2 separate regions of the Homo sapiens genome follow, and region 2 is linked to region 1. A link is an interaction called in ENCODE POLR2A ChIA-PET data of the cell type or tissue named here. Cell type or tissue: HepG2. All regions are shown on one strand.

Region 1 (2,500 bases):
GCTGAGGCATGCGGATCATGAGGTCAGGAGATTGAGACCATCCTGGTGAACACGGTGAAACCCCGTCTCCACAAAAAATACAAAAAAAAAAAAAAAAAAAAAATTAGCCAGGTGTGGTGGCAGGTACCTGTAGTCCCAGCTACTCGGGAGACTGAGGCAGGAGAATGGTGTGAACCCGGGAGGCGGAGCTTGCAGTGAGCCGAGATCGTGCCACTGCACTCCAGCCTGGGCGACAAAGCAAGACTCTGTCTCAAAAATAATAATAATAATAATAATAATAATAATAATAATAATAATTAGAGGATGCATATGTCCTTAGACTTTTAAATAAAATCTTTATTATCTCTGGTTTTCTATTTAGAGGCACTTGTACATGATGTCATATTAGTCTTTATGGAGGTAGTAATTCAATTTAGCTGACATTTTTAGCCACCTGAGCAGAATTCTCGGCCCTAAGGATTCAAAGACGAATGAGATATGGTTCCCGAACTTGTGTAGAAAATTGTTTTATGAAGACCTTGCCCCTGCTAAAATCTCTCTTGGCTACCTGGGGGAGGCAGCCTGTTCGGGAGGTTGGAATGAGTGTCCTGGTGTAGCTGTTAGGAGCAGGAGACCTGCACAGTGTAGCTGGGAGATGGCTGAAGCACAGAGATTACAGAATGAGCTGTGATTCTCCGAGACGCTAGCACCCGGGGCTGCCTTTCACTGGGTTTGATGGAAGAACCTGCCGTTCTCACTGTTGCAGGCAAAATCAAATGGTATAGAGGAATTGATATCAAGGTGTGCAATTAAACTGTGGCTTCTTTCTGCAGGCAACTTTGCAAGCTATTAGGCTTTAGATTTTTTTCTTACCTTGTTCTAGCAATTAGAGAGATCTTTATAAATTTGGCTGTGGAAACACAGATTTAGGGTAAGAGCAGGATTTTATGAAATGTAGATTGATAAAGAGAAAATGGAGGTTATTATCAAAGAAGGACTGGGATGAATTAAGTTTAACGAGGTAATGGTCACTGCATTTTTTTCCCTTTTGCTAGAAATTAGAATGATCCCTTCCTTCCTCTGCTCAGCGCTGTCAGGCAGTTGTCACAGTCAGATTTGTCTCCACATCTTAAGCCCGCCCACAGGAAGTCTCTCATCTGGGGGTGTTGGGCAGTGCTTCAGCAGGACAATTCCTCCGCCAGCGCCCCACCTTTAAACAGGTGTGCCTGCTCAAGGCTTAGTTGATGTTGCCCCATGCAGTTGCTGTGAGACTTCTAGGAAGCTACCACTCCTCATTGCTGCTGGGGGAGGAAAGGTGGAGAGGGTCTAGGAGGCCGAGAGCTTGCTGAGATCCTGTACCTTCCTGCAGGGCTTTCCTCTGAATCTCCTGCGCCTAGCAGGGCATTCCCACCCCGCCAAGTGCTCCACCCCACCCCGCCCCTCCTCCAGGCTCATAGGAGCCACCCCCTTCCGGGTCCTGCCCGGGTGATGCTGGGCCAGGAGCTTTGTGTACACCCCTCCACTTCAGCTGAGCCAGGGCATGTCTGCGGCCCAGGCCAGGGCGCAGTGTGTGCCCTGGGGGCCCAGGCCTGCATGGCTCCTCTGGGTAGGGGGTCGGGGGCACCCCCAAGGATGGTCCCTTAGGGTGATGTTTTGGCTTTGGGGTGACTTCAGCAATGTCCCTGCGAGACAAGGGCGGGGAAGAAGAATGTTTTGAATACGACTGCCAGGATGAAGAGAGGAAGCCAACCCACAGGCAGCATGACACCCAGGACCTCTTGGAAGAGGGTAAATTCTGTACTTGGCTCAGATTTGATCCTTTCCTTGTTAGTATCTAAATAGGCTTGAATGTTTTGCTGATTTCATAGCACTGTTTTGTTTTTGTTTTTTTTTAAGTTGAGGTATAAGTTAGAGATCTTATGCAAATGGCTTAAAGGTGTCCTTGTAAGAGCCCCCACCCCCTCACCCAGAGAACAGCATTTCCAGCTCCTCAGGAAGTCCCTTGGTCCCTTTCTAGTTTACATCTACCTTCCCAGAAACAATTATTATGACTTCTGTCACCTTAGATTTGTTTTGCCACTTCCCGATCTTTGTAATGGAATCAAACAGGGTGTATTCCTTTGTGTCTGGCTTTTGTTGCTTAACTGAGGTCTTTGAAATTCATCCTTGTTGTTGCTAATATCACTAATTTTTTTTTGTGCATGGCATTCCAGCATTCTGTTTTAAGAGATTCAGTTGTTATCTTGTGACTGGTTGGGTTTTGATAAGTTAATGGACAAGAGACCAGTCTTATTAAATGAAGCATGTTTTTGTTCTGGCAGTGTTTATTTTTAAAAAAATTATTAATCACTTATCTGAAATAAAGATTTTTTAAATCTTAGAAATATTTCAAAATGAATAGCCCAAGGCTGACATTGAAATCTGGGAGCCCACTGCCGGCTCTCTTAAAGAGATGCTCCTTTGCAGGGAAAAGGGAGGATGTTAGGTAAAGATAGGCCCAGATGCTGGTATGAGCTTTCTA
Region 2 (2,500 bases), 75 kb before region 1:
ATTCTGAGGAATTATCCTACTGGTACGGCATGTAGAGATGTGGGGATACCTTTTTAATGTTTGTCAGATTTTTATCTAAATCTTTGGAATTTAAAATTTTTACTAGATTATATCCAAGAGTTTATTATTAGTTTTTCATTGATTTTGTCTGGGTCTTGGTGTAGAACCTTTTGATTTAAAGGTGTAAGTCTTCACCTCTAGAAAATCATTTTAAAATTAATGTTTTTATATACTTTACTCTTTTTGTCTTAAGCTTTTTTTGTTTTTTTCTGGAACTCTCATCAGTGTGCCTTTTTATCTTCTTGCTTTAGGGATGACTTCTCAAGCTAATTTATAGACTCGGTATCTGCATTCACTAATCTTTTCATCACTTAATTGAAATAGACATACAAAGAAAGTGTATGAGAGCTGGGCTTGGTGGTGTGCACCTGTAATCCCAGCTACTTGGGAGGCTCAGGCAGGAGGATCACTTAAACCCAGGAGACCAACCTGGGTAACATAGTAAGACTCCATATTTTTAAAAAAGTGTAAAAATAGTGTGTGAATTGTAAAGAGTACAGCTTGATGGAGTTTCATGCACTGATTCTAGTCAGCAAGTCAGTCTCCAGACCAAGAATCACAACTTGCCCAGCATGGAGAAGCCCCCTTGGGCCCCACTGGGGGTGGGTTGTGGCAGTGCCCAGCTTCCCTTGGCTTCAGCCGGTGAATTCCCATCCTGGACCCTTGACCATCATTGGTGACTCTTGGGGGTCTTCTAGTTCATCCTGCTCAGCCCTCTGCTGTCTAGAATGTTCTGGGTTCTTCTTGAGGATTATAGGCTTTTCTAGTGAGGCAGCTTATCCATTCATCTGTATTTGAGTCACTGACTAGGCGTGACAATCCCGTTTTCTTTTTTTTTTTTTTCCTTATGCCAATCCAGTTTTATCTACATGTTGTTTTGCAGAAATTCCTAAAGGTTCCAAGCTTCTCTTGTTAACTTTCTTTTCTCACCAGGGATATACAGACTCTCCTACCCATCCTTCCCATTTTCATATTTATTTTTTCATGTTAATGAGGGCAGGAAGTTTATTGCCTGGGCTGAGTTCATTTATACAGGCTGAGTATGTCTAATGTGAAAATCTGAAATTTGAAACTTTTCGAGTGTTTACATGACACTCAAAGGAAATGCTCATTGGAGCATTTCAGATTTCAGATTTTTGGATTTTGGACATTCATTTGGTAAGTATAAGGCAAATATCCCCAAATCTGAAAAAAAATCATTTTTTTTTCTTTTGGAGGCAGAGTCTTGCTCTGTTGCCCAGGCTGGAGTGCAGTGGCATGATCTTGGCTCACTGCAAGCCCCGCCTCCCAGTTTCAAGTGATTCTCCTGCCTCAGCCTCCTGAGTGGCTGGGTTTACAGGCATGCGCCACGATGCCCAGCTACTTTTTATATTTTTTAGCAGAGATGGGGTTTCACCATGTTGTCCAGGCTGGCCTCAAACTCCTGACCTCAAGTGATCTGCCCGCCTTGGCCTCCCAAAGTGCTGGGATTACAGATGTGAGCCACTGTGCCCAGTCAAAAATCCAAAATTTGAAACTCTTCTGTTCCCAAGCATTTCAGCTAAGGGATACTCCGCCTGTAATAGGAATTCCTGGTGTATTTTGGTAAATAAACCTGTTGGGAAAAAGGTCACAGATTCAGGGCTGTAGTTTTCTTTCAGAACTGACTCTACCATGTTGGGGGAAATGTCTATTAACTTTCTCTTTTTGTGTGTATGTGTTTTTTAAACAAACGATAATGCATCATTTATTAGAGCAGTGGTTCTCACACTTTTTTTGTGGGTGTGGTCTCAGGACGCCTCAAAGTTATTGAGCCTCCTAAAGCATTTTTATTTAAATGATTCTGTTGATTCATATGTATTGTAATAGAAATTGAAACATAAGATGTAAAACCACACGGATATGAAAGTTCCATTAATTAGCTTTCAGAGCAGTGGCATCATCACACATAATGTAGTCTCTGGAAAATTCCACTGTACATCCATGAAAGAGTGAGAGCGAGAGTGTCTGACTTTGTAGACCCTCTGAACTAGTCTCAGGAAACTCCAGGGATTCTCAGACCACACTTTGAGATCTCTTGTGCTGAGGAATGTTTTGTAGGTTTCCTTTTTCATTAAGCTCCTGTTTGACGTTTTGTGTGTACACATGTGATGTGTGTGCAGGTGCGCTGGGAGTTGAGGCAGCGGCACTCCTGAAATGTGTGGGAAATCGCCTGCATGTAGGTGTGCTGTTGCCGGCGCAGAGCGGAGTGTTCAGCAGCCTATGTCACATGCCATCTTTTCTCAGAAGTTATCTTTCATCCTAGTCAGATTTTAAATGAGGGTGAGTCTGTAGTTTTCATCAGATTCTTCTTTTTCTTTCTTTTTTTTTTTTTGAGATGAGTCTCACTCTGTTGCCCAGACTGGAGCCCAGTGGCATGATCTCAGCTCACTGCAACCTCTGCCTCCCCGGTTCAAGCAAT

Evidence for each region. Peaks named below come from ENCODE experiments on the same cell type or tissue, not always from the same donor. Only the 100,000 strongest peaks of a DNase experiment are listed, where the experiment ranks them.
Region 2: POLR2A ChIA-PET joins it to region 1 with 6 read pairs; 2 of 35 experiments call an interaction of 5 or more read pairs at or near these places.

What each region holds. Positions count from the first base shown.
Region 1 is chr3:42,158,707-42,161,206 of GRCh38, forward strand. All of the region lies in intron 2 of TRAK1 (trafficking kinesin protein 1), which reads left to right. Among named protein-coding and RNA genes, the nearest start is that of TRAK1, 69 kb to the left of the region's middle. RefSeq lists an enhancer at 929-1,528. In HepG2, no CTCF peak of the experiment used is centred here; a DNase peak (open chromatin) is centred at 1,405; H3K4me3 peaks cover 1,975 bases.
Region 2 is chr3:42,083,912-42,086,411 of GRCh38, forward strand. It overlaps a transcript of TRAK1 not described here. Among named protein-coding and RNA genes, the nearest start is that of TRAK1, 6.2 kb to the right of the region's middle. In HepG2, no CTCF peak of the experiment used is centred here; no DNase peak of the experiment used is centred here.